Regions from separate parts of the Homo sapiens genome. Here regions 2 and 3 are each linked to region 1. A link is an interaction called in ENCODE POLR2A ChIA-PET data of the cell type or tissue named here. Cell type or tissue: MCF 10A. All regions are shown on one strand. Each heading gives the region's core, and the rest is flanking DNA. Links, peaks and the distances in the headings are about the cores only. Region 1 has its middle 160 kb from the start of LINC01370. Region 2 has its middle 280 kb from the start of LINC01370. Region 3 overlaps LOC105372614 (a long non-coding RNA gene).

The links. Peaks named below come from ENCODE experiments on the same cell type or tissue, not always from the same donor. Only the 100,000 strongest peaks of a DNase experiment are listed, where the experiment ranks them.
Region 2: POLR2A ChIA-PET joins it to region 1 with 5 read pairs; 2 of 35 experiments call an interaction of 5 or more read pairs at or near these places.
Region 3: POLR2A ChIA-PET joins it to region 1 with 7 read pairs; 2 of 35 experiments call an interaction of 5 or more read pairs at or near these places.

What each region holds. Positions count from the first base shown.
Region 1 is chr20:39,843,510-39,853,571 of GRCh38, reverse strand. No RefSeq gene overlaps it. Among named protein-coding and RNA genes, the nearest start is that of LINC01370, 160 kb to the left of the region's middle. In MCF 10A, for the core only: no CTCF peak of the experiment used is centred there; a DNase peak (open chromatin) is centred at 3,701.
Region 2 is chr20:39,722,281-39,732,342 of GRCh38, reverse strand. No RefSeq gene overlaps it. Among named protein-coding and RNA genes, the nearest start is that of LINC01370, 280 kb to the left of the region's middle. In MCF 10A, for the core only: no CTCF peak of the experiment used is centred there; no DNase peak of the experiment used is centred there.
Region 3 is chr20:39,769,732-39,779,793 of GRCh38, reverse strand. It overlaps LOC105372614 (a long non-coding RNA gene), which reads right to left. Exons shown (of 6, transcript XR_936714.3): 4 at 10,027-10,062; 5 at 7,947-8,049. Among named protein-coding and RNA genes, the nearest start is that of LINC01370, 230 kb to the left of the region's middle. In MCF 10A, for the core only: no CTCF peak of the experiment used is centred there; a DNase peak (open chromatin) is centred at 4,553.

The DNA.
Region 1 (10,062 bases), core at 1,715-6,714:
CACAGGTTATTTGTTATGCAAAGCTAGATTTGGGATCCACTAAAGATAGCCTCCTCCCATCTTCAGTGTCTCAGAGAATAATTAAATGGAATGGGCACTTCAGGTGCTGAGCTGGAAAAAAACATGGAAGGAGAGTCAGTGCACATCGTATCTGAAGTTTATTTCTCAGGAGTGCTTGTGACTGGAAAGAGAGATAACAATAATGGGGGGCAGAGGTATAGTCATGAAGAGGTGACTTAACATTCCTGCCTTGGTAGGAAGGAAGGAGCCACTGCTTCTGGATTCCTCCAGGGCCTACATGCTAAGTGCTGGGAGTACAGAAGAGACTGCCACTGGAGATGCAATGTCAAAGCTTGCATTCCTGAAGAAGGATCCCGTCTGATGGAGGCAGTGGTAACTGGAGCTTCCTGTAACTCCCAGGAGCTCCTGGTATAGCAAAGGAAGGAAGGCAGCTGCTCTTCCAAGGGCTTGACTCTTCTGGTGTAAATGACATCCGTGACTCTTGGTTTCCCTGTTTCCCAGGCTGCAAGGGACCATCTATGGGGGGCAATTGGCAAAAGAGGCTGGCATCATTTTAAGGTTTTTGCCCTGAGCTACTCTGGCAGGCAGCAAAGATGAAGCCCAGACCACATCTTCATCGGCTTGTGGATCTTAGTTTCCCTTAACATGTATGGGTATCCAAAATTATGCTTCTGTCACTGTCACTTTCTAAACTTGAGGTCATATAGAGACTGGCAAGCTGGCCTCATTCAGCATCCCTGCCTATCCCTAAAGCATTAATCTTCAGTCATGGTTATCAAGAGAAAAGTTTTAGCATCCTTCAAGGAACTTCTGTGTTGCTGGTACCTTTTTTCGTAGGCATTAGACTGAGAACCAACCAAGTTCTTACTCCTAATGTATGTTCCTTCTCCTGAAGTCTGGGCAGGTTTGATGGTGGCTGTAACCAACAGGATGCAGCAGAAGTGATGTACTCTAGGTTCGAGGCCCAAGCTGCAAGAGACCAGCAGCTGTCACTTCCTATTTCTGGAAATATACACTCTTGGATACCTGAACAATCATTTAAGAAGTCCAACACCTTGACCTAGAGGTTCAAGACTGCAGTGAGCTATGATCATGCTACTTCCATCCTACCCCTCACCCAACCAAACCACTGCCTGAGTGACAGAGTGAGAACCTATCTCAAAAGAAAACAAAGTCTAATAGCTGTTGGAAGATCACTGGAGAGGCCCTGAGAATATAAAGATGTAAAGCAACCCAGTTAAGTACAGCATTCAAAGAGAACCCATCCTCCCCAAGGTGTCAGGCACATGACCAAAGCCATCTTGGAGCTTTAGACAAAGCCAGTCACCAGCTGAATAAAACCTAGAGACCCCAGCCAGTGCCATAAGGAGCAGAAGAACAGCCCAACTGAACCCTGTTTGAATTCCTAACTCACAAAATCATGAGGTACAATAGATGGTTGTTCAATAAGATGGCTAGGTTCTGGAGCACTTTATTACACAGCAACAGACAACTAGAACAGCACCTGAAAGAGTAAGTGAAGCTCTCCTGAAACGTTGGCTGGTCGTATCCCAAGTAAAATTCATCTCAGAGCTAAAGTATCAGCTGCACTTCACCAGATAACAGCACCAGTATGTCCTGGGAGCAGAGTCCATCAGTTCCCATGCTATGAGACAGATAGCCTACACACACAAAAGGCCTGACGGATCAACCTATTCCATAAAACTGCCTGCTCCAACTCATGTTCACAGTCTCCTTCCTTCCCTAGGAGTAGAGGAGACTTTGAGGAAAGCAGTCAAATACTCCACGGAAAAGAGTTATCCCTGTTCAATGGTTTTTGCTGAAATGGTGTCAAAATAAAGGAAAGTCCCTGGAAGGCCAAGAGGGGTGACTTAGAAAAGTAAAATGCAGTGACTTTTGTTAAGATGACTCAGCTGACCTGATCCTACCCCGCAAAGTAGGCTGGATTTGGGGAAAGAAATGAATCCCTGGAACTCAGAGCTGCGGGTAGAGGATTTCAAACAGAACCATTGCTAAATACAGGTTCCAGCACCAATGTCTCCCAAAGAGAAAGCAGTAGTGTTTTTTTGTTTTTTTGGTGTTTTTTTTTTCAGCTAAATCACACACACATTCCCTCTCTTTCTTCCCCTCTCTCATTGTTCATTAGCCTTCTTATTTGATGAAACCAGAAGCACCTGGATCCCCTAAAACTTCAGTCCCAGAAAGACAAAGGCAAACCCCCAGTCATTAGGTCCAGTGAAAACCAGACCTGTACATGCAAAGAGGAAGTGCCAAGGCAAGGGCCCTGCTAAGATTACGGGCTGTTAATAAGGAAAGACAGAAGCCAGAAGGTTTGATGTACAACTCCACAAGCAGAGGTTAAGGGGAGAGACGGGGCAAGCTCATTTGCAAACTTGGTCCTGTTTCATTAAGTGAGAGCAGAGACAGCCTGTCTCAGTCCAGCAGAGAAGGAACTCATTATCCATGTAGGGAGCAAGAGATAAGAATCTTTTAATAATTGCTGGGAATTTTTTTATTATGATGTGGAATGCCAATTTAGGCCTCTCCTCGCAGGCTGGATACAAACAGCCTCCTTGGGAGTTAAAGCCTCTCCCCCCTACCCAGCTGTGGTCATTAAGGACAAAGAGGAGAGAGACTGATGTTTGCTCTGAGAAAGGCCTGCTGCTCAGGGGTGCCCCGCTGGCTTCAGGAGCCAAGTCTCCACCGGACAACTCTGGCCTGGCTGTCCTGCCACCTCCAGAACTTTCCCAGAGCTGAGGCTTGTCATCCGAGACCCCGTTTCCCTACCTCCGGTTGTCCCTGCCTCTCCTCAAGATGTTCAGAGTATCTGCAAAGGGCTGAGCTGTGATTTCCTTTTGCTTTTAAAAACTTCATGTATAGGATCTAAACAGAAACTTTAGACAAGAAATACTTCCTATTCTAAAGGATTCACTGTCAAAATGAGTATAATGGAAACTAGGCAATTCTATTTAGGTTTTACCAAGACACCCTTGCCTACCAGAGATTGGGCTTGTTGTTTAAAAGGGAGCTTAGCAAAGGATTAGGTGTGTTTCCCAATCTGATGCATTTCTGCATCTCATCCCAATCTGATGAGAAACTGAAAGAGAAAGAGAATTAAAAGGGGAATGCTTTTTTTTATTAATGCAATTTGACCTCACAATTTGCAGAATGATCCAGATGGACGACTCTACCATTTGCAGGCCTCTGGTTGGAAGGCTGTGCAGGCACTGAATTAGAATCCTGTGTCCTGAGGCTGCATTTTCTCAGGCAGTGACTGTAGTTCTCCTCAAAAGCTGAGAAAAAGGGAAATCAAGGCCTAACTAGGCCTGCAAGTTGCTGATCCTCCAGTCATGGGCTGTGTTGGGGGCTCCCCTTTGATCCCACCCAGATGGGCTTTTAGCCTCAGCACTCCAAAGGATTTTCACAAGTGGGTCCTTAATGCTTTCTCCAGCTCGGTTCCTCCCTCTGCCCTGGCTCTGTACGGCCCTTCCCTTTTTTATCCCCTCCTCTCTCCCTGCATCATGCCTGGCAGGGTGGATGCTGAATGACAGTGATGGTGGGTTTTAAGTCTGAGGTGTCAGGGGCAATGAGGAGTCTTTGAGTCAGAAGGGCCTTGCTGTTTCCATCTCCACCAGCTAGGGCACCGTGCCCAGGGCCGGAGGCTCCGGGAGCTATCTGACTGTGAGCTCAGCGCCTGTTCCTTGGCTGGATTTCAGAGAGGCCTGAGGAAGTGAGGGGCGTTGCTGGCTCCCTGGTGGAATCTGTGCTGACAGCTCTCAGGCTTCGGCGGGTTCCTGGTGCACAGCAGACAGCAGCTCCAGGGCAGATGTGGCCGAGCAAGCTGCCCTGGGCCCTGCTAGCCTGCTCGCTGCTGCACTGCTAGTGTTGCCCCAAAAGCAATAACTCTATTAATAATCATCATCATCATCTAACAATCACAGCTACTGGGTATTGGGAGGCAACGGAGTGCTGCCCTGAAGAGCAGATGTCCCCAGGTTTAGTAATGTGTTGGCGACTTCCTAGCAATGTGACATTGGAGGAGTGGTTTAACATCTCTGAGCCTCGGTTTGCCATCTATAAGAATGGGTAAGTGCAGTACCTACCTGTGCTGAAATTCAAAGAGACAGAGAGAAAGCTGGCTGCAATCTAAATGCAGTAAGACACAGCAGGTGCAGGATAGGACAGATGAAGCTATGTGCTGACTATGAAGACACGTGACATGAGCCCAAGCTGCTCCCGCTCCTGTCAGTGAACCCTCCTAAGCCTTAGTTTCCTTAGCTAGTAAATGGGGATAATTATACCTCCCAAAGCTATTGAGAAAATGGAAATAATAGCTGTGAAATCTCCCATGAGGAGAATAAGAAATAAGTCCGGTTAATTTCGAAGAAAAAAAGAGAGGAAAGGGTGGAGTTGCAGGATGAAAGTCCTCCAATTTGACTTTCTAGGACCCATGTTTTTGGTCTCTGTCCAATTCCATGCCCCTAACCACAACTTCTCTCCCACACAGACCTGCTCTAACCTGGCGTGTCTCCACATGGGCATAAACCATTTGCAAAACTACCCAGCTTGTTTCTTCTCTCTGGAACGCGCATCTTTCTCCTTTCCATCAGCTGATCCCTTATATAAACCCCTACGTCACCACCTTCAAAGAGGCTTCCTTGACTGATTTTGAACGCTGCAATGAGCAGTGATTAATATTTTCACATAAAATAGCTTGTTGAGGTTTTACAAAGAGGTAGCACTGGAGGTGGCAGAGGTCTCCTGCTCATTGTGAACCTGAGCCAGAAGCCCTGATTATTGTAGGCTGGCTTCAGGGTTAACATCCAGATTGTTTTGTTGATCTGGTGTCTTTGAACTGAGGAAATTCTCCAATGGTGTGTTCTCAACTCCCATGAACACCAGAGATAAAACGTTGCAAGAGGAGGAGGCTTAGTTTAGGTACTTAGAGATTGAGGAGAAGAGAAAGAAGGCAATTTTCCTGGATCACTCAGGATGCATAACCATAGTATTCAAAATTAAATTTTGGAGACAGTGTTACTACCATCCTCATCTTGTGCACTCCAGACGTACACAAGCTCCTTAATTCCGCAGCCTCCATCCCTGTTTCTGGCTCCCCATATCTTGAGCCCTCTTTCCCGCAATCCTCAAATACCCGACTTCTGTTCTATCTTCAGGCTTCCATTTAAATGACCCTTCCTCCAAGAAGACTCCCTTGAATGCACTATAGAAAGTCAAGCAATCCTCATTATTTTCTCTCCCTACCTCCTATTAAATATTTTTGATAATACGTATTGCAATGCAAAATTATTTTATATTTCATAATTTTTACTGGGTTATATTTTTGTCTCTCCCTGTATAATAAGCATTTCATAATTTATCTTGCTTGTCACCATAGCTATAGTGTCTATAACAGGATTTGGTATCAATGAGTGTTTTTTGAATACATACGTGAGGGTCAAAAGAAGTTCTGAGTGGACTATAGAATGCTTTTCTTGAAGGGCTTCCTGAGAAAAAGAAGTCCATAAACTGCTCAAAGAACCTTGGTGACTTTATCTTTGCTCACTTTGCCTCTGCTTACTACTTTCAACCACAAATAATTGCCCCCAAATCAGGACCAGGGCAAAATTAAGCGTTGATAATGATTACTGATTAATCATGATTCCTTTTGTGCCTGAAAACTCTAAAGAAAGGACTCTGGCTTGGATGGTGAGGTTGCTAAGTATAATTTGGGATTATAGACAAAGTACTGGGCCAAGCCATGTAAGTCTTCCTCATTTTGTGCTTTAAATGGTTGACAACCCAGAGAAGCAAGTCTGCAAACCCTATCAGAGGCAGACACTTTGTAGCCTCTGCTGCAGTCGCTTCGACATAATTCCTCAAGTCATTGCAAGCCCAACCTCAGAGCTCATCATACATAGGCCAACAGGTCAACATCTCCCAGTGCGAGAGGGCACATTTCTATAGTGACTAAGAACTCATGTGTTGAAGTGGGATGGAGTGAACTTTGAATTCTGGCTCCCACACCACACTTGACTTGTGAGACACTGGGCAATTCAGTTAGCCCCTCTACGTAAGACTCAGTTTGGCATCTGCAAAACAGGAATAAAAATGCCTTCCCCATGGGACTTATGTGAAGGGCAAGTGAGTCCATATCTGCGACACACTTTACATACATGAAAGATTAAGGAAAAACTTGCAAACATTATTATCATGTGCTTTGGGATTTTCTTTCCCTACTGCAGGTGTGACTCACTGTGTCGTTATACCCTCTTCTCCTCAGATCTTTCTAGATCTACTTAGGATGAAATCAACAATACCAAATGCTTAGTGCATGGCAGCATGAAAGAGTCACTGCCCTCAAAGAATTGATGCACCAGTGAAGGAGAATGCCACACACAGAGATAATTAGAAAATAATTTGGGATATCTGAAATGAAGGTAAAAAAATGAATGGGGTACCTGGAGGAGTGAGCAATCTCACTTTCTGGGATACTGATATAAAACTTTATGGAAAGAATGACTTTTGAATTGGATGCTAGGTCATAAAAATGACAGGAGAGAGGGCATGTGTAAAGGTATGGAAGTGTACATGGGGGCAGCGTTCTCCAGGGAGCTGAAGATTCTAGTGGGACTGCAGAATGTCTCACAGTAGAGTGGTGACATGCAAGACAAGTCACACAGCTGCACTTTCTTCCAAGGCCCTTGGAAAATTAAAAAAAAAAAAAGTGGGGAGAAGTGGGAAGAGCACTTGCTCAGGTTTGGATTGGAAAGGGGGCAAGAGTGATGGCAGGTGGAACATTCAGGAGGCTGGTACCTTAACCTATTCCAGAGATAATAAGGCCACATCTTCACCAGGGCATTGGGAGCAGAGGGAGAAAGGCTGGGGGATATTCAGAAAGCTGTATGGAAGGACACGTTAACTAGTTGCATTGCAGAAATTTGAGTGATGGCTTCTTAGAGCAACAAACAAGTAAATCTAGTGAACCTCATGAGAATGGACCTGTTCTCATATTCCTGCCAGCTGTTTAACAGTCTCAGGAGGTGTTGAGGAAGTTGACATGAGCCCCTTTCTGTTGCAGCAAACCTGTGAAGATGGAGACAGCTTATGACCAAAAGTATGGGTACCAGAGAGGTCAGGGAGGCAGCCTAAAGGATGAGTCTAGAGCCTGCCTATCATCTTCTCAGAGAATATTGTCTTTAGAACACACCCGTCTCTACCTTTTCCTTTGTTTGTTAATTTGATTTGTCCGTGGCATCACCTTTGAGGTAGGGGTAGTGGGGTCTCAAAACCCAGCATTTTGAGAATTAATAAACATCAAAAATAGCCTCTCCCTGCTGCCTTCTCTCTGGAATTTCAGGCCACAAGTAAGGTCAGTCTGACCACCAAGTGAATAGGCCAGGGGCAATAAGGAGAATGGGCAGAAAGGTGCTCCATAGATAAGGAGAAGCTTTTGCATTTGGGCCCAAGACTTTCAGGATACACTGCATTTTGGAATCCACATCTCCAGTAATTAGCACCAGCACACAGGGACCAGTTCCTAAGGCTGAACTGATTCCCTGATGTCAGAGCACTGGCTCTGCAGGTGGACAGCAGCAGAGTGCTTCTTATACAAGGACTGGGAAGGCTGGGGCAGGAATCCTGCATATGTACAGGGGCAAAAGGAGAGACAGAGAAATAATAAGAGAGTTCCTATGATGGACATAGGACGACACCATCTCCTGTGACCTTAACTTGTCCCAGTGACATTCATATGAGGCAGGGTTGTTACTATCCTCATCATCTTTCCCCTGGATAACTACGGTGAGCTCCTTAGAGGCCCCATTTTTACCTACACAGTGGCCAGGGCTACTCCTACAAACTGTAAGTCAGGTCGTGGAGCTGCTCTTTTCAGACTCCTCGGATGATTTCTCATCCATCTCCTTCAGAATAACATCCAAAGTCCTTATCATGGCTGCCTAGGACACCTGCTCTCGCTCAGCAGGTACCACTCCCTCCTCTCTGCCTATGTTTCAGCCCCTCCAGTCTTCTTGCTGCTTCATCTTTGCATACTGAAAGCACATATCTGCCTCAGGACCTTTGCACATCTGTTTCCTCTGCCTGGAAGCCTCTTCCTGCACAAGTGTGCATAGCTTACTCCCACACTTACTCACATCTCTGCTCAAACATCTCCTCCTCCATAAAGGCTTTAGCTGCTTTAGCTGAAAGAGCACTCCCATTACTCTCTATTGCTTTAGCCTATTTTATTTTTTCCTCATAACCTTTATCACCTGACATATCACATCTTTTGTCTTTGCTTATTATTTTCTTCCTCAACTAGAATAAAAGTTTTATGAAAGCAGGGACTTGTTACTCTTCTCTACTGTATTCTCAGTGTTAAAAATGTGTCTGTTTCCTATGGTGTGCCCAATAAATATTTGCTGAATATAAGAGTGAGTGTAGAAATTGTTATGGGCCAGGATAAATGCCTTTCGGTAATTTAATCCTTCCATTAACTCAATGATGTAGGTTTAATTGTTACTCCTATTTTATGAATGAGGAAATGGAAGTTTTTGGAGGTCGAGTAACTTGCCCAGGGTAGCACTGCTAGTGAGCAGCAGAGTGGGGATTGGAAACCAGGTCGCCCAACTCTCTGGCCCACTAGGTGAGGTGATCTAGAAGAAAATGAAAGTAAATTAAGATCTCCTACCCCTGAAATTACCCAGGTAAAGGATAGTTTCATGCCCAGGTATTTGCAATCTGGCCTCTGCCCAGAGTGAATGATTTGGGGAAAATTAGGATAATGCTTCCAGAGAAGGCAGAGGTGTAGGGACTAAAGAGGAGAGAATGTCGCTTCCCCACTTAACCCCATGCCTGCAGCCTTCTGAGTACCCATGGCTCACTCCTGCAGGCTCAGCCAGCCTCAGCCTCAAAGCCAACACCAGCATCAGGCAAACGATTTCTTTATGACTTGGCAGTGGTATTGGGTCTGCATCATTTCTGATGCCGTTTCTTTCTTGCAGCTATGTCTGGTGTTCACATGGTGAGATTCTCACTTTGTTTCCTTGCTCAGAATCCATGGTTTTCCATAACAAGGCCAACCCAGCACCATTAAGGTATTGCCAAAACACATTTTTCATATGACCTGGCACCTTCTACCTGCTTCCAGACTTTCTTAATACCAACTTGCTACCTGCCCTTTCTCCTGTGCCACCTATTTGTACCTTCCTGGATGCCCACCCTTTGTCTTATTCTCTGTAACTCGCTTCTTTATGTCTTTCTCATTTCCCATCTCTGGATTCCAATAAACACACAGTGCATGATGCCACCCCAGTCCCAGTTTGGATATTTTAATAGAAACTCAAAAACCAATGATTAGATACTGGAAATTTGGCATCATTAACAGAAATTGCAAAGTCTAGGATATTTGGGAATACTAAGGAGGGGCTAATTTAAAATTTAAATTATTTGCACACTTGGAGCCTGCACATATATCTTGGTATTGATCATGGCTCTTTGGAAGCTATTTATGTTTTCAGCACACCTATAAGGCTGAGATTTATACTGCATTTGGTGTTTAACTAGCCTCTTAATGCATCCTGTTGAGCCATAGTATTGGTGGCCGTATTGTAAATTTCAGCCTCAGTGCTGAATTGATTTGCTTAGTGGAGTTGAATTTAGGCCATTAAAATAAATAAATAAAATGAATAAGAGGGACTTCCAGGACCTCATGTCATATTAAAATCAACCAAAGGCAGAGAGACACAACCTCCAGAGTCATGATTGGGTATGGTGTGCCAGACACAGAACATGAATGAGTCCTTTTGATATGGCCACATGCAGTAAACACTAGCAACGTGGAATTAAGGAAGGGACCAGGGTACAACGTACATACATGCTGATGTGAAATGAAGAAGACCTGAATCCAAATCCTGATTTTATCTACACTCCCACAGCTGGATTTTCTTGTTTCTGGCTCCCAAATGAATGGCCCAGCCCAGTGATTACATAGAATTCTAGTCCTCTTCCCAGAATCTCAACCCATTGTAGGTAATCCTCCCATCC
Region 2 (10,062 bases), core at 2,840-7,839, 120 kb after region 1:
AAAATTAATTAAACCAAAAGCTGACTGTGCGAAAGTCAATAAAATCGATAAATTTCTGGCCAGAAGTTAAATAAAAACAAAAAAAGAGAAGATGCAAAAGACAAATATAAGGAATATAAAAGGGATATCAGTATAAATTCTACATATAAAATAATGTGGGAATATTAAAAACAACTTATGTCTATAAATAAATGAAATGGTAAAATTCGTTAAAAGATACAAACTACTAAAGTTCATTCCAGGAGAAATAGATAAACTGAATAGTCCTAAATCAATTGAAATAATTAATTAATAACTATAAATCTTCCAAGAAAGAAAACTTTAGGACCAGATGATTTCACTGGAAAATTCTATCAAACACTTAAAGAATAAATAATGCCAATTCCACAAATCTCTTTTAGAAAATAGAAGTGGAGATAACACTCCCCAATTCATTTTATGAGGCCAGCATTACCCTAATACTACCAAAGCCATACAAAAGCATTCTAAGAAAGGAAAATCACAGAAAAACATTTCTTGTGAACATACATTTAAAAATCCTCAAAAAAATTACACGTAGAATCTGGCAATATAAAAAGGAGATAATACAAAACAACCGAGTAAGGCTCATCACAGAAATGATGAAATTTATTATATGAACAGATTAAATAAGGAAAACAATATGAGTTTCTTAATATAAGCAGGAAAAAGTTTTCCACATATTCAAAATCTATAATTGATTTTTTTTAACTCAGCAAACTAAAACCAAATGGAAACCTTCTCAACATAATTTAGAGAGGCTACAAATACCTATAGTTTTTCCACTAAAATTAGGCAAAAGACAAGGATGCATGCTTTCTCCACTCCTATTCAAATTCACACTAGAGCACAAGAAAAAATAGAAACTATAAATTTTGGTAAGAAACAGATAAAACTGTCATATTTTCAGACAGTATGTTTGTCTACTCAGAAAATCCCAAATATGCTACATAAAACATACCAAAACTAATAAATGAGTTTAGCAAGTTTTCATGGTCAAATTAAATGTACAAAAATCAATTATGTTTCTGTATTGCAGCGATGAACATTTGGGAATTAAAATTAGAAATTAAAGTTGAAAAAAGAAAAAATGTCCCTAAAACATAAAAAATTGAGGTTAAAGCTGACAAAATATATACAAGATCTGTACACTGGAAACTACAAAATACTGACCAAAGAAGTCAAAGAATACCTATATAAATGAGACCTATTATGTTAATAGACTGGATGACTCAGTGGTATTAAGATGTCAATTGCCCATCTCACAATCTTTATATTCAGTACAATCTCAATCAAAATCACAGCAAGGTATTTTGTAAAAATTGACAAGATGATTCTAAAATTTACATGGTAATGCAAAGAGAATATAATAACCAAAATAATTTTAGAAAAAAGGTCAAAATTGCAGTACTCATACAGGCTAATTTTAAGACTTACTATAAAGCTACAATAACCAGGACATTGTATTATCAATGAAATAATATACTCATAAATTAATGGATCACAAGTAAGTCAGACCAAGACCCATACATATATTGACAATTGATGTTTTTAAACAAAGGTACAAAACTAACAAAATGAAAAAGGTAACGCACCCATGGAAAAATTGCATCATATCCAAAAATATATAAATTGTAATCCATACTTTGCACCACCGGCAAAAAATTAATTGAGAATATATTATAGATGTAAACCTAAAACCTCTACTCATAGAACTTCTAGGAAAAAAATAGGAGATAATCTTTGTGATATTGAGTTAGGCAAAGACATTTTAGATACAACACTAAAAGCACAGCCATTAAAAGGAAAAAATGATAAATAGGACTTTAATTAAAAATAAGAACTTCTGCTCTTCATAAGACCCTGTTACAATAATGAAAAACAAGCCACAAAATAGGAGAAGATACTTTCAAACACATTAATCTAATAAGGTACTTGTATCCAGAATATATAAAGAACTCTTTAAAAAGATAACAAATTTTTAAGTGAGCAAAAGATTTAGGCTGATATTTAACCAACGATGATATGCAAATGGCAAGTAAGTGTGCAATGATGCTCTATATTATTAATCATTAGGATAATGCAAATTAAAACCATAATGAGATACCACTACATACCTCTGAGAATATGGAGGCAGGAGAAGAAAGACAATACTAAATCTTGGCAAAGATACAGTTACTAGAACTTACGTTTTGATTACTGGGATGAGAAATTATATGCCTGCTTTGGAAAATATTTGGATATTTTCCTGTAAATTAAACTACATGCTTACCTTACAACCAATTAACTACACAAATGAAGTGAAAACATAAAAGTGTTAGGCCATTTTTGCATTACTACAATATAAAGAAATACGAGAGACTGAGTAATTTATTTAAAAAAAGAGGTTTAATTGGCTCACAGTTTTGTAGGCTTTACAGGAAGCATAGCGCTGGCATCTGCTCAATTTCTTGGAAGGCCTCAGGAAACTTACAGTTGTGGCAAAAGATGATGAGGGAGCACGCAAGTCACATGAAAAAAGCAGGAGCAAGTGGGGGGTGGGGGAGAGAGAGAGAGAGACAGGGGAGGGGCCACACATTTGAAATTATTCGATCTCATGAGAACTCACTATCACAAAGACAGCACCAAACCATGAGGGACCTTCCCCCATTATCCAAACATCTCCCACCAGGCCCCACCATCACTAGGATTATAATTCCATAATGAGATTTGGGTGGTAACAAATATTCACATTATATTATTCCATCCCTGGCCCCTCCCAAATCTCATGTCCTTCTTACATTGCAAAGTATAATTATGCCTTCTCAACAGTCCTCCAAAGTCTTAACTCATTCCAGCATTAACTCAAAAGTCCAAAGTCTCATTTGAGATGAGGCAAGTCCTTTCCATCTATGAACCTCTAAAATCAAAAACAAGTTATTTGACTCCTAGGATATTTTATCATGCAAGTATAATCACTAGGTAAATATTCCCATTCCAAAAGGGAGACATAGGTCAAAAAGAAAGGGGCTACAGGCCCCACACAAGTTCAAAATCCAACAGGGCAATCATTAAATCTTAAAGTTCCAAAATAAGCTCTTTGACTACATTTCCCACATGCACAGCACAGAGGTACAAGGGGTGCATTCCCAAAGCCCTGGACAGCTCCACTCCGGTTGACTGCTCTCACGGGTTGCTTAGTGCCTGCAGCTTTTTCATGTGTAGGGTGCAAGCTACCAGTGTATCTACCATTCTGGGGTCTGGAGGTCAGTGACTCCCTTCCCACAGCTCCACCAGGCAGTGCCCCAGTGGGGACTTTGTGTGGGGGTTCTAACCCTACATTTCCCCCTCCACACTGCCCTGGTAGAGGTTTTTTGCGAGGTTTTCTGTAGTAGGCTTTTGCCTGGGCACTCAGGCTTTCCCATACATCCTCTGAAATCTAGGCAGAAGTTCCCAAGCCTCACTCATTCTTGCACTCTGTGCACTCATAGGCTTAACGACACATGGGAGCTTCCAGGCTTTTGGCTTGTGCCTTCTGAAACAGTGGCCAGAGCAGTACCAGGGGTCCTCTGAGACAAGGCTGGAGCTAGAACAGCCTGGATGTGGGGAACAATGTCCCAAGGCTGCACAGGGCAGCAGGGCCCTGGACCAAACCCATGAAACCCTTCTTCCTTCCAAGAGGCCTCTCTGCCTGTGTTGGGAATGGCTTCACTGAAGGTCTCTGAAATGCCTTCAGTGTCTTTTTCCCTTGTCTTGGCTATCCATACTTGGCTCCCTGTTAGTTATGGAAATTTATCTACCAAGTGGTTGCTCCACAGCCTGCTTGAATTCCTCTCCTGAAAAATCTTTTTCTTTCTCTGCCACATGTCCAGGCTTCAAATCTTCCAAACTTTTGTGCTCTGCTTCCCTTTTAAGTTCCAACTTTAGATCATTCATTCACTCCCACATATGAGCATAAGTTGTTAGAAGCAGCCAGGTCAAGTCTTGAACACTTTGCTACTTAGAAATTTCTTCTGCCAGATAACCTAACTCACCAATATAAAGTTCAAACTTACAAAGATTCCTAGAGCAAGGGCACTTTATAGCCAAGTTATTTGCTATGGCATAACACGTGACATTTGCTCTAGTCCCCAGTAAGTTCCTCATTTCCATCTGAGACCTCATCAGCCTGGACTCCACTGTCCATATCACTTTCAGCATTTTGGTCACAATCATTTAACGAGTCTCTAAGAAGTTCCAAACTTTCTCTCATCTTCATGTCTTCTGAGCTCTCCAAACTCTTCCAACCTCTGCCTGTTATCCAGTTCCAAAGTTGTTTTCACCTTTTCAAGTATCCTTATAGCAATGATATCCCTGGGTAAGCCCTGGAGATGCTGAGCAGGTGGCAGCCATATGTAGGTGATGCCAGTAGCAATTCCCTCCCTTATCTTCCCAAAGATGAATTCTCAGTCTCTGCAACTAAGTACTGCTTATGGCTAAAGAGGCTTTCAAATGATGTTGGCAAATATCCATCACTTAGGATCTGATCCTTTTCTCTAAGAAACTGGAATATCAGTGGTTTTTATCCTAGGGACTGTGGCTTGAAGGATGATGTAAAACTCCAAAATGACCAGCATTTTTCTCATATGTCTTGCTGTTTGTATATTTTGGGGGGATGGGTAGTGGGTGGATATAGGGTCTTTCTTTCCTTTCTCAATGAGGTCTACGGCAAAGGCTGCTAAGCATTCCTGAAATCTAGCTCCCTTTCTTCTTAGGCACACGGGTAGATTACATCCCTCACCTTCCTTAGCAATTAGGTGCTTCCAGTTCTCGTTAATAAAATTTAGGCCATTAATGCAGATCTCTTTCAGCTTAGCCTATAAAACTCCTATGAGGTTATCTATCCTTCTCTTTCTTCATCTGGTGGGTGAATATTCACACACAGAGCACCCTTGGAATCCACATCCTAAAAATCATAAAATCCCATGGCAGCCTGGGATGCTTAGTAACTAGATGCAGACCTCTTCACCAATTTAACTTGATGTGGATGGGACATATACATATACCATGATAGAACACAGATAATGTATCTGTTAACACTAGCCAGCATTACCATAAATATAGGTTCAAAGACCCAAAAGAGGTAAGAATAAGTGCTAGGTTTTTACACCCCTTCAAAGCTCATGGTCATGCCATACCCAGCCATGACCAGGTTCCCTAAATGTCGAAACCAGCTTGGTTAGGGATACCCTAACTCAGCGGCACTAGAGGAATTAAAGACACACACACAGAAATACAGAGGTGTGAACTGGGAGATCAGGGGTCTCACAGCCTTCAGAGCTGAGAGCCCCGAACAGAGATTTACCCACATATTTATTAACAGCAAGCCAGTCATTAGCATTGTTTCTATAGATATTAAATTAACTAAAAGTATCCTTTATGGGAAATGAAGGGATGGGCCGAATTAAAGGAACAGGTTGGGCTAGTTAACTGCAGCAGGAGCATGTCCTTAAGGCACAGATCACTCATGCTATTGTTTGTGGCTTAAGAATGCCTTTAAGCAGTTTTCTGCCCTGGGCGGGCCAGGTGTTCCTTGCCCTCATTGTGAGGTAAACCCACAACCTTCCAGCATAAGCTTTATGGCCATCATGAACATGTCACAGTGCTGCAGAGATTTTGTTTATGGCCAGTTTTGGGGCCAGTTTATGGCCAGATTTTGGGGGGCTTGCTCCCAACATGTCCCCCTTATTTGATTTGCAAATCAATAAAAGCAAGGGCAGCTTTGTCATGGTGAGCTACTTCTTGCAGGAGTCAGGATCCACATCTGCAGACTACATAAAGACAAACAACATAGATTAAAAGCACAATCATCATTGAAATCACAGAGCTTCCAAGTGTTTTTATTGGGTTACTGGCTGCTAATCTGTCTGCAGCTCCTTTAAGGACTCCAGTTCCTGGCATTAAGGTCAGGTGTGCCTGGGATACTTTAAATATTTGTTCTTTAATTTTGCAATATCCAAAGACAAGTTTGTAGAGTGTCCTTCTAGATGCTTTTTTATTCTTTTCCAAATTTTGATCTCATTAAGTGCATTTAATAGTTTCCACAAATCCTTATGTTAAGCTCCTAGAGTGGGCCATATCATTTGAGGTTGAGGTGCCACTATACCGACATGGTTCCAGATAATAGGAACTCTTGCCATACTTCTATTATTTCTACCATCTGACCGTTTTGTTCAGATTATCTGAACATAGCATGACCGTGGGACGCGGACTGAGAGGAGCAATTCAAGCTAAACATCCCCTTAGGGGACCAGTTAATAATGATTCCATAGGAATTGTTGTGCAGCACCTCTGCCTGTTCTGCAATGCAATCTTCCTAAACAAGTACGTTCATTTTTTCTAACTGGGTCCAATCCTGTTTACAAATAGGTTTTTGAGGGCGGTATGCCTCAATTATAGGAGCAGATTTATTATGGTAAATACTGAGATCAGAAAGCATGTGTAACTGTGACATAGAGTGATTGCATCCAGGCATTGTTGCCAGCCAAGATTGATAAATATACCCAATAAGTATAATCGTTCTCTGTGTCAGTCCTTATTGAAGGAATACTCACAGCAGCGGTGATAACTGCTATCATAGCTACCATTAAATTACTTGTTGTGACTGGTTGTCCCACTTTCCTCAGGTTTTCTTCCGCCATCTGTGGCAGCTTCTTGATCTGTCCCCAGATGAGTGGCTGTGTTTGACATGTGTTGTTTGTGACAGTTGGGGTCCTCCTCAGCATCAGTCTTGACATGGCTGCAACCGGGGAGTACTCGGGATCCTCCCGGAATCTCTTCCTTGGCATCTGGCTCATAATAAGGTTTCAGGTGTCTTGGTGGTATCCAAATCAGCTGTTGATTTTTGCCTGGAGAAATACAAGCATAACCTCTACCCCAAGTTATTATTTTACCTATTTCCTAAGTTTTTGTAATCAGATCTCTCCACCAAATCAGTTGTTCTGCTTCTGTCTTTGCAGCTGGTTTCTGTAGATGCTGTTCAGCTGCTGATAACATCTATCCTTTGGGCAGGCTCAAAAAATTTAAAGTTAATAATGCTAGGTTCAGTTGTATCTGTGGGGTCCCATACTCTCTGTCTCCCCTTTTCTGCTGTTGCAACTGCTGTTTTAGGGAGAGATTCATTCTTTCTACTATGGCTGGTCCTTGAGAATTGTATGGGATACCAGTAATGTGTTTAATATTCTACATAGAGAAAAATGTAGCTAGGGCTTGGCTAGCATAACCTGGGGCATCATCTGTTTTAATAGAAGCTGGAATGCCCTTCACCGCAAAACACTGCAAAAGGTGATGTTTAACACTGGCAGAAGACTCTCCTGTTTGGCATGTAGCCCAGACAAAGTGAGAAAAGGTGTCCACACATACATGTACATAAGCTAGTCTCCCAAATGAAGGAACATGTGTGACATCCATTTGCCAAAGACAGTTAGGTTCCAATCCTTGAGGATTAACTCCTCCTGTAAAAGATGAGGAATGTACCATTTGGCAAGTTGGGCATCACTGGATAATAGCTTTAGCTTCTTTCCAGGTAATGTTGTATCTGCGTTTGAGACCAGAGGCATTAACATGGGTTAAATTGTGAAAGTGTCTAGCATTAGATATTGCATTAGCAACTAGGCGATCGGCCATTTGATTCCCTTCAGTCAAAGGTCCTGGAAGAGGTGTATGAGCCCTAATGTGAGTGATGTAAAAAGGATGCATTGTACTCCTAAATGCTGTTTGCAATTGGGTAAATAAAGTCATCAGTTGTTCATCTGTATGAAATCGTAACTGAGCATTTTCAATTAACTGTGTGGAATAAACCATGTATGAAGAATCAGAAATCACATTAATAGGCATATCAAAAGCAGTCAATACCTCAATTACCGCTACAAGCTCTGCTTTTTGAGCTGAAGTATAGGATGTCTGGAAAACTTTACTTTTTGAGCCAAAATAAGAAGCTTTACCATTACTAGACCCATCTGTAAAACAATGAAAACGCTTAGCAGGCTGCAGGTTGTTTACTGCAGGAATTGTAAATGCAAACCATTTACAATTTTGCTCAGCTAAAGGGGTAGTAAAGAAACAGTCTTTTAAATCTATGACTATTAAAGGCCAATTTTTTGGAATTATAGCAGGAGAAGGCAATCCTGGCTGTAATACTCCCATAGGTTGTATAACTGAACTGATGGCTCTTAGGTCAGTTAACATTCTCCATTTACCTGATTTTTTTCTTAATTACAAAAACTGGAGAATTCCAAGGGGAAAATGTTGGAGCTATGTGCCCATTTTCTGATTGTTCAGTAACTAATACCTAAAGCCTCCAGTTTCTCTTTACTTAGCGGCCATTGCTCTATCCAAATTAGCTTATCTGCTAACCATTTTAAAGGTATAGGTTCTGGAGGCTTAACAATGGCTGCCATCAAAAATGATATCCTAATCTTTGGCAGGAACTTTTTAAACCTTGCAAATTTTTTCTAGTCCCATAACAGGGACATACCCCATTTCATGCATTGTATGTTGACTTTGAGGGCTATATAATTGTTCTGGAATTAGAACTTGTGCTCCCCATTGTTGTAATAAATCTCTTCCCCATAAATTTGTAGGTACAGAAGTTATAATTGGTTGAATAGTCCCAGATTGCCCATCGGGCCCTTCGCAATGCAAAATATAACTACTTTGATCCCACTTCAGGGGCTTTACCAATTCCAACTATGTTAAATTGAGCAGGTTGAATTGGCCACGCGGATGGCCAGTGCTGTAGAGAAATGATTGAAATGTCCACTCCTGTATCTACCAAACCTTTAAATTTCTTTCCCTGCATAGTTATGTCACAGGTAAGACGTTTATCAGTAATTTGATTTACCCAATAAGCTGCTTTGCCTTGTTTATTTGTGCTTCCAAATCCTCTTGTTCATTTAATTTCACTTTTTCCTATTCCCACACATTGCACAGTCAGGAGCTGTGCTATGCGCTCTCCTGGCTCTGCTTTCCAGGGAACAGAAGTAGATATAACAATTTGAATTTCCCCATTATAATCTGAATCAATGACTCCTGTATGTATTTGTATGCCTTTTAAACTTAAAGTAGACTTTCCTAAAAGTAATCCTATTGTCCCTGCTGGCAAGGATCCACAGACTCCTGTTGGGATCTTTTGCGGGGGTTCCCCAGGCAGAAGGCTCACAGCTTTTGTGCAGCATAAATCTACTGCGGCACTACTGGCTGTGGTGGGGGACAGACATTGTACAGGGGTGAGGGAATGGCCTGAGCTGGAAATGCCCCAGTTTAGAATGGGGCCCGGGACAGGCCCCTCGTGGCATTTCCCGAAATCGGGTTCCCATCTTTATCAAACTTAGAGTGACACTGACTAGCCCAGTGTTTTCCTTTTTTACATTTTGGACATATTTCAGGCTCAACAGTTTTCTTTTTTTTCCCCTATCTGGTGGCCTGACTCGCAGAATTTTTCTACATTCTTTTTTAGTATGACCATGCTTCCCACAGTTAAAACAAGCTCCAGGAAATGGAGTATTTCCCTTATCCACTCTCAGTCCTGCCATGGCCTGTACTAGCAGAGTAGCTTTATGCAGATTACCTCCAATATCATCACAGGCCTTGATACAATCAACTAAATGTGCTTTCCCTCTGATAGGTCGCAGAGCAGCCTGGCAATCGGGATTAGCATTGTCGAAAGCTAATAACTGCAACACTATATCCTGAGCAGCCGAATCTGCAATCATCTTTTTAAGAGACTCCTGTAACCGAGCTATAAAATCAATGTATGGTTCTTTTGGTCCCTGTTTTATAGCACTAAAGGAAGGGTATTGTTCTCCACCTGAAGTGATTTTTTCCCAAGCTCTAATGCACACTCCTCTAAGCTGTTCTATGGCATCATCCTGTATGACCAGTTGTGCATCTAAACCAGCCCATCCACCAACCCCAAAAAGTTGGTCTGCAGTTACATTAATTTGAGGTTGGGCCTGGGCATTGCAAGCAGCCTGAATGGAAGCTTCATCTCCCCACCAAGTTTTTTTGTTTTTGTTTTTGTTTTTT
Region 3 (10,062 bases), core at 1,677-6,676, 74 kb after region 1:
TTTTTCTAGCTGATTTTTGCTGGTATAGTGACTTGCTATCGTTTTGTGGGTTTATTCTGTTTTTCTCATATTTGAATCCTCACCTTATGAGAATAGTACTGTTATCTCATTTTATAGGTGAAGAAGTTAAGAAATTTTCCCAAGATCATTTAGTTAATAAGGAGTGCAGCTAGTGTACAATGCAAATCAGTGTTTCCTATCGCAGGGAGTTTTGGTTGTGTGGAAGGGTAAATAGTGACTGTACACTTAAAACTCTCTTGTACTTGAAGAAGTGCTCAGTTTACAAAATGAAAACTCCACATGCAAATATTTTTCTTTGGCTATTCCTCTACTGACGCCTGCTGACTCCCAGGAACATGGCTAATGCAAGACATGCTGTCCATGGCCCTGCAAATAACAGTACAAAGAGAGAAAAAACACTTCCTTTCCCAATGGGCCATTCTAACACATTCTTCTACCAAGTTGAAACCGGCCCTGTCAAGGCAGCATGATGCTCTGAATAAGGCTTCCCCAGGCTCCCTGGTCGGCTGGCACCTCCTGTCATTTCCCTTGTCATTTTTGCTGAAGCCTAGCCCCAGCCCCCACATTAGCTCCCACTTGGAAGTCTCCTGTCTGGAGCCAGTGAGGTTTGTCTGCTTTCTTGGGTTTGGCTAATAAATTGGGATTGTGGGGTCAGGCAGCAGGGGAACTGGCACCCAGGGAGCCCCTGACACCAATTTTATTAGATTTCTCTTTGCAAGGCCCAGGATGCCATCCCAGCAGGGAGTCCACAGTTGCTCAGTAACCAAGATTTTGTCGTCTCTTGTTTGACAAGGTCATTTTTTACTAGAGGAGGAAAAATCCCACATTAATTATACAAGCAAACTGGGGCCAAGGCCATTAGAGCTGGCCTCCCTCTTCTGTGAGGTGGGGGGAGAAGAGGAGGTTGGTTTCCTCTGTAAGTGGAGAGGAGAGCTGGGAGAGGAGTCTGGACTTCTCAGACCCTCAGTCTCTGAACTGCATATGTGCTGTCTAATTCCTGGTACTCACTAGAATGTATGTTTATCTAAAATAGACTGCAAAGGGACTGAGCAAAGCAACATACAAAGTTATTCCCCACTCATTCATTCTGTCAATATGCTTTTATAAGTCACCTATTAGGCACCAAACACAGAGCTAGGCATTGAGAAAAAAATAGGAAAGAAACGTCATAGCTGCCTTCTTAGTGGTTTTCTCAGTATCGCATGAGGGCTGGTTCTCAATACCCCAGGATTATGCCAAAAAGGTGAGCACACCATCACTCTTTTTCTGAAAGTTGGAAAATGCTTCCATCCTCCTTGGTAAACTCTCATGCCAACTCAGTCCATCCTGAACCATCATGCCATCGTATCATTTTGACATATGATTGTTGTTTTCATTGAATAGGCCGGAGTAACTACGAATTTGAAGCCTACATTTGTTTTCTAAAAACATGATAACAACTGCTTGACTCATAAAGATGGAAACAGAAAATAGAGGCTTTTATTTCAGAGATGGTACTGCTTTGTCCGGGAATCACAGTGAAAGATTCAATTAATCTATGAGCATGTATATCAATGTTTATTGGAATGAAGTGGACAGGTTTCCTGTATCCCTTACCTACATATCTCCATTCACCATCTTACTCTATGATTTACTTTATAATTGGAGCCAGTCCCTCATCTTCCGTCTTCTTTCACAGCTCAGCTAGGCTTTCTGATCTGAAGTCTCTGGGAAGCTCGTGTTTTCCTGTGTGCAGATGCTCCAGTAGCTACAACCTTCACACACTGGTTGTCTTCCACCTCCTGAAAAATTTACCTTGATACACTAGATTACTTCATGTCTTCTCAATAAAAAAGCCTCTCTTCTGCCTGTTTCTATCTCCTGCTAGACTTCCTCCTCCTGAGGTGAAACTCATTATGTTTTGTACCACCTTCTCCTCCTGAATCTAAACCCATCATGTTTTCTACCACTTCCTCCTTCTGAGTCTAAACCCATCATGTTTTCTGTCACTGTTCCCAAAGCACTCTTGACACAGAGCAGTAAAACAGCACTGGCAAAGAGCATGTTCCCCACAGCATCTGCAGAAAAATGTTCCAGAACCTCAGTATGACACCATGGCTCTAGGATCTGAGTTTGTTTCCAAATTCTGCCACTTCTGAACTGGATGACAATTAGCAAGTAACTTAATCTCTCTGAATGTTTTAATCTTTATCTACAAAGTGTAGATGGAAATAAAACCTCTCATAAGGAGGCTGTGAGGCCTAAGTGAGATGTAAAATGGTGACTTATTGTCATCAATAGTATTGTTACACTAAAAAGCCCTCTTCCTCTCTTGCTTTCAGCAGATAACCTGAGAACCTGCATTTATACGAAGGTAAAGGCCATCTGGTATGAATGGAGCATCTCCGTCTTCTCTCATTCTCAATGTTCATGGAGGTATCCCCTCACTATCACAATTTCTCTACATTGTCACCATTTTTCTTTCTTCTGGCTTGGTATTTTTTTTCTTCTTTTTGCTTTAAGGCCTCCCCAGTTAGCTTCCTGTCTACATCTCCAGGTCTGCCTGGAACTCTTTTGTGAACATTCCATAAAGCCATTGCTCACACACTTCCCCAGCCTCAAATGTCACCTCACTCTCTTGCTTTCCTTAGTTATACTTTTCAATCCATTTGAATTCTTCCAAAAAGGCTTTGTCTGCTGAACCTTCCTGTATTATCCATCACTGTGTACCAAATTACCACAAATATAATGGACTAACACAACATGCATTTATCATCTTGTAATTTCTGTGGGTCAGCAACGAGGGCACAGTTTACATGGGCTGTCTGGTTCAGGGTGTCTCAAAGTATAACTGAAACCGTCAGCCAGGGTTGAGGTCTCATCTGAAGGCTGCACTGTGAAGGATCTGCTTCTAACCTCATGGAGTTGATGGCGAAACTCAGTTCTTTAATGGCTGTGGGGCTGAGAGCCTCAGTTTCTCCTTGGCTGTAGTCTGCCCTCATTTCCTTGCCAGGTAGGCCTTCCCAACATGGATGCTTGCTTCTTCAAAGCCAGTGAGAGTCTACTAACAAGATGGAATTCACAACTTTACATAACCTAACCATAGACGTGGCAGCCTATAAGTATTGCTGTATTGTATTGGCTAGAGGAAAGTCACAGGTTCTGCCCACACTCAAGGGGAGAAGGTTACATAATGACGTGAATACCAGGAGGTGGGGATCATAGTGCCCTCTTAGAAGCTGCCCACCATATCCTTTTTGTTAAATTATTTCCTTAATCCATAAGCTATTTTTAACTACTCCATAATAGCATATGGAAGAAACTGAAAGAGTGATAAGATACGGCCATTTCTCTTCAGTTATAAAGGAAATGGACAATGCAAGGAAGTATGAGGTAAAAATCTCTAAACTTGCTGCAAAGTGTTCATCCCCTCAGTTCAGAGGAGAGAGAGAAGACCTGAGGTTGGGGTTCTTGTGAAAAGCTTAATGAAGGCAGCAACATTGGAAACTGTAGGTGATACTTGGAGGACAGGCAGAACTCAAAAGAGCAAAATTGGTAGATAGGGAAGAGGCACATTCTAGGTGATGGCAAATCCAAGAGAGATGAAGGTGTAGGAGATGGGCAGAAAATAGAAACTATTAGATTGCTGCAAAAGTCATTGTGGTTTTTGACATTGAAATTAAAGGCAAAAACCACAATGACTTTTGCACCAACCTAATGGTTTACTGTACTATAAACCCCCATAAATAATGGAAAGCAAAGGTGAAAACAAGAACAGGTCAAAATGGGTGGCTGGAGATGCTGTGGCCATCAGAATCAGCCAGACAAAGACCAGGACTGTCTTATCTTCTCTATCCTGAGCTCTCAGTACAAGTGCTGGATACACCTGAACAAATAAACCAACTGGGAAATGCATTTTGAAATCAGGATTACTAACCAAGAGGATTGCAATTGTCCTGTAAGAGGGAATCACTGGGACAACATTGGGCCACTGCAAACTAAATCTGTGACTCAGTTTCCTATTCTGAAAGTGAGAAAAATAATAGAGCCTATCTGACAGGGTTATTGGAAGAACTGAATGAGGTAGGACTTTAAAAGTGTTTGGATAAGGCCTTACATGAAGTAAGTTCAAAATAGCTGTTAACTATTATTTATTATTGTTATTCATAATCTACTTCACCTGGGTTTGCCGTCTTTGGCTCACAGCCTGGAGTTTCTTTGCTGTTCTCTGTCTTTCCTGGCTCAGAAACACAGTGAGTTTCTCTTTCCTGCTGACCCTGGGATACCCCCCAAGGCTTCTCTGAAGGTCCTGCCTTTGTGCCTGAGTCTCTGCTTCTGATGTGGTTCTGCAGAAGCAAACTAGAGCATCCCCAGCCTCGTGGACACCTCCATGCTGAGCTCAGCGCTGAGCTTTGAGGGTGAGTGACTGACTCCCTGGTCGGCACTTTTATTGTGGTTTCCTGATTGGTTCAGGATGGCTGGGCCTTTGCTACCCCATCCCCAAGTGGATTTCCAGTCCTGCCAGAGGCCAAAAGGAGAGTGACTTAGTCATTAGCTCCTCTGGCAACAGCCTCTGGCAGCAGTTCAAGGCAGCTTAGAAAACAGGGCAACAAGTGGCTGCAATATGTATTTCAAAAGCCTAGCACACAAGAAAAGGAAATGAAAACCAGAAAAAGCAGGGATAGTAATGTCTGAACCTGGAGGCACATCCAGACATGATTGGGCATTGCAGACCATGCTCCCAGGCCCTGGAAGTAAGGGATATGGAAGGGTTGTACCAGTAAGGAGCTGGGTCTGAATGGCAAGGCTGAGGCCCAAAGCCTCTCTTCCCTTCTGACATGTGCAAGGCATTAATGAATGAAGACCCTTTGTGCATCCTAGAAAATGATGTCCAGGTACACCTGGCTTAGGGTTTGTGTCCAGAGCACAAGAAGGGTTCCCTATTCTGTGCCAGTCCCTTGCAGAATTCATCTGATTCAAGCATGTTCAGATTTAGGGCTTTGCTGACCAGAATCTTTAGAATTCAGCCTCTACCAGAGAATGGATACACAGGGAGCAATGATGAATAAGCGAGGGTCTCTTCCATCGATTCCATCTTAGGTCATCTAACTCTTACAACACAAAGTGGGTGTTTTTATTGACTCCATTTCACATATGTTGGTGGAAACTAAGGCACAGAGATGTTGCATAACTATTGAATTAATGTCTTTCTTATTTGTCTTCTGCCTATCTAATCAGAACAGAAGTTTCTTGAGGACTGAGACTGTCTTTCTTTTTCATCACTTTATTGCAGGTGTCTAAAACGGTCCCTGGAATGGATCAGATGCTTAAAAAAACAGACTTAATGAGTGAACTTTACCAAAGATCAGAGATTTTGAACAATGCACCCCCAACTCTTAGTATCTACACTAAGTGTTCTCTGATTGGGTGTGATCTGATGAAGATTGTAGTGTTGGCAGGGTCTGGGGCAAGAGAGGAGGGGGAATGTGGTACACGATCACATTTACCAGTTAACGCTCAACTTCAGGAGCTCATAAGAAAGCCTTTATAAAAAGTGAGATGATGGTGTTTACAGTTTGAATGTGGGAATGATCCATCCTTCCTTGAGGACATGACCTTCCTTGGGTTGATCTTAGAACTAAGGGAGATGGTTCCTGCCCATCACTCCAGCCTAATTTTGTACCACCATCACTTCCTGCCTGCCTGCCTTATTTTCCTTCTCATGTTCTAGTGTCAAAGATTTGGGTGGGTAAAGAATAAGATGTGGGGGTAAAATCTAAGCATATCAAAACAATAGTTACTGACTTCAGACACTCTTCTTTACCTCATGCTATTCTTTTTGCTTCCTCTAGAAAAAGGCCAATATTTGGGAGCCTCAAGCCCCTCCCAGTTGTGCTAAAAGGACTCCAACTTTACAGCCAACAACATTTATTGCAGGGAAAATGACTAATGGGAAATACAACTGAGGCCAAATCCTAAAAGCCAAAGCTGGTTCTCACTCAAGAAAAATAAACAAATCACATTAGGCAGGGCACAACCCTGAAAACAAACTTTCATGAGAAAGAAGTTGTCAGTGGGTAAATAGTATAAGGCCTCCTGCAATGAAAGCCTCATCTGATCTTCATAAGGGTTTGTCTTTCTCCGCAGAGAGGCTACCGAGTTCCATTCTCAGTGTCTAGATCTTGGGGTACACACATATGCCACCTAGAGGGCAGGGTGATCCTTCAAGAAAGGGAAACAGTGCTGCCTTCTCTACAAAGCTGGATGGTGGCATGGATCAGGTCTGAGAGCACATGAGGGGCCCTGAATTCTCCCAGCACTCTCTGTTGCAGGTGATGGAAATTCAACTCAGTGAAGCTGCGACAGACCTCGCCTTTGCGACACTCATGTCTCTTCACCCTCACCTCAGTCCACACTAGCCCAACTTAAATTGGCCAGCCCTGCATTTCGTTGCCTGAGGGCTTCCTCTGGTTCTACGAGCCCATGCTGCCACCCACCCACAAGGCAGCCAGAACTTCCAGGAATTGATGTCTCCTGGGATCACAACTCAATAACTGACTAAAGGGCATAGTACATAGATACCCCCAACCCCTCTCTCCACAGGTGGGATAATCTGCAGACACATTTTTATACTGGCTCCTAAGGTTTCCCAAAGAGATTACGCTCCAATTATGTATTGTGGTTACTGCCTGGATAAGAAGACTTTTAGTGACTGTCTTCTGTTCCTTGTTTTGCTTCTCTTCTTTCATACTATTATATCCTAGTATTATCTCTAAGATAAAGAACTTGCACTTAAATCCTTGTCTCAAGGTCTGCTTCTGGGGAAACCAAACTGAGATACTGGTTTAAGAACATAATGGAATTGTTTGGCCTATATAACAAGGAAGTTCATGTTAGTTTCAGGAATGGCTCAATTGAGATTCTCAAGTATATTTGTTATCTTTCAAGTGTGGCTCAGTCCAGACCCTTTACCATCATCATCTTCACCATGAAACTAGAAGAGATGCTCACTGTTAGCCCCCGACATATTTTTATAGCTCAGCAAACCAAAACAAAGTATTTCTATAAAAATATATATTACATATTTTTAATAATATATATATTTCTATGCTAGACATAGAAATATAGATATATAGAAATATATAAAATATTTATTTTTATAGAAATACTGTTATATAAAAGTATTTTATATATAAAAACAAAGTATTTGAATATACATTATGTATTTTAATATATGATATATATTTCTATATAATATATAATTATATATAATATACAGAAATATATAGAATACATGTAGAAATATATAGATAATATATATATTTTCTATATATAATATGTAAATAATATATAGAGAAAATAGAAAATATGTATTTTCTCTATATATATTCTATATATATTTCTCTATATATTCTAACATATAAATATAATTTAAATATTAATAAATATATAGAGAGAAAAGTGTATATTTCTATAGATAAAATATTTTTATCTATAAAATATGTGTATTATATATAGAAAAGATATATATCTCTATATAAATATTTTTATGTGCCTGCATATATATATGCATCATTTCCAGAGAAGAATTTTGGTGGGTTCTGTGGTTATCTGTCCATCCTGCTGCAAGGGAGTGGAAGAATGACATCAATAGTCCCATGAAAAATATTTGCAATAAGGGGAAATGGTTTCACCTAGGAAATTTCAAACTAACTAACTGCAAATAAACAAAAAAGTAATACAACCAGCAAGATTTTATCCACCAAGGTCTTTGTCATGATCTTGTGAAAAGAAGCCTAGGTTGTTAACATAATGGCCTTTATTTACACTCCTTTACCTTCATTTCACCAAGCTCAAAGCAAATACTGCTAATCATTCATGATACTCCCTGTTTAGCCCAGATGTGCCTTCAAAACATTCCCAGCAGTGCCCAGCCATCTCCTTACCTCTCAAACCATCTATCTTCCATTAGTCCCAACACAGCTATCAGATCCACACTCTGCTGATGTCTTACATTCTCAGCCTCCCTTTTCCACGTGTGGTCCTCACCTAGAATGGGTAGATGACACAGCAACTTACATAATGTAGTTAAGGGACAGTGAAATAGTCTTGTGAAGCCCCAATATCACTTTCATTGTCTGTCATTTTGCTTCCATCTCTCCAATTAAATTGGCTATTTAAAAATGGGGTTAAATGGAATTCAAATCCTGGTTCTTGCATTGAAGTCTCATTGAATTTAAAAAGTCATTTAGCCTCTTCGACCTTACTTATTTTAAAATGTGAGTAATAATCTCAGTCATCTTCCCTGATGCCCCCCTACTTGGAGTATCTCAGTATCTTGGGAAAATTCCAAGGTAATCATTCTTGGTTCTTTATTACACGAATATACATAATATAGAATGCAGATAATGGGTACATGTGCTACCTCTTCCATCTGCTCTCCATGATTGACACGGCTGATCAATAATAACACCCTCTCTTAATGAATTCAAAGAAATGCTCATATTTTTCTCAGCATAGGTTCTTGCCTCAGTACTAGAGAAAGATTAGTCGTAGAATAAACAATGTTCTGGTCTCCCCTAACAAATCTTAAAACACAAAATTCTAGAGAACCAGTTTTCAAGTAACCTTATTCAGAACAAAGGTTAAGAACATGCACACACACACACATGCAAGCATCAAACATCCAAAAATGCAAACTTCACAATATCTGGTACACAATCAAGAATTACCAAGTATGCAAACAAAAACTAAAATAATAAGAAAAAAATCAATAAATTAAAACTTCCCAGTATCAGCACAGATATTAAAATTAGTAAGCAAGGACATTGGATGTATAATTTTTCTCATATGTTTAAAAATTAAGTAGAGACAGGACAAATATAAATATAAACCAAAATATTATTGGTAAAATGTAAAATGTTTGAGAGAAAGATCTATGATGTATGTAGCTTAGATATAACTGGAAGAAACATTAGTAAACTTGAAGACATGGTAATAGAAATGATGCAAAATCAAATACTTTAAAAAAGTAAAAAAGAAATGGAGAAAAGCATTAGTGATCTATAGGACGATTTTAAGAGATCTAATATACACTAAATTGGAATACCCAAAAGAGGAGAAGAAAACAAAAATTGAGGAAACAGTTGCCCAAATGTTTCCAAGTTAGATTAAAACTATAAATATGTAGATTTGAAAAGCCCTATAAACACCAAACATAGAAAACTAACCCAAAGCAGAGCATAACCAAATTTCTCAAAACAAGTGATGAGTACAAACTTTCAAAATAGACAAAGAAAAAGGACATGTTAAACACAGAAGAGCAAGTTTAGGGATAACAGTGAACTTTATGTCAGAAACCAGAAAAACAAAAGACAGTGCAACAATCTTTTAAAGTAATAAAAGGGGTAAAAAACTGTCAATGTAGAATTCTATACCCAGCAAGAGTATTTTTCAAATATGAAAGCAAACTAAAGTTTTTTTCAGACATAGAAACACTGAAATAATTTACCACCTACAGATGGTAAAGTTACACCACAAGACACAATAAAGGAAATACTTCAGGCTGAAGGAAAATAAGACGATGAAAATATGCATCTGAACCAGTGTTTCTCAAGTGTTTCTTATTATCATCCCCTAAGGAGTCTTTTTAGACTTTTTTCCCTAAGTACTAAGTCATAAAGTTTTAATGCCACAGATACACTGTATATCTATTTATGTACTGCATGCATATTCATGATTTACACACAAAAAGTAATATTTATACATAAAAAAGTATGTTGGCATCCAAGAACCAATTTCATCCTCTTGGGGGTGATGGTATTCTCACTGATGATACATCATGTATTAGTTTTCTATTGCTACTCTAACAAGTTACCACAAACTTGGTGGCTTAAAAAAACAAATTTATTATCGTATAGTTCTATAGATCATAAGACTGACACAGAGAGCACTAGGCTAAAAATCAAGATATTGGCAAAGTTGTGTTTCTTTTTGAAGGTACTGAAGGGGAATCTGTTTCCTTACCTTTTCCAGTTTCTAGATGTAACCCACATCCTTCCT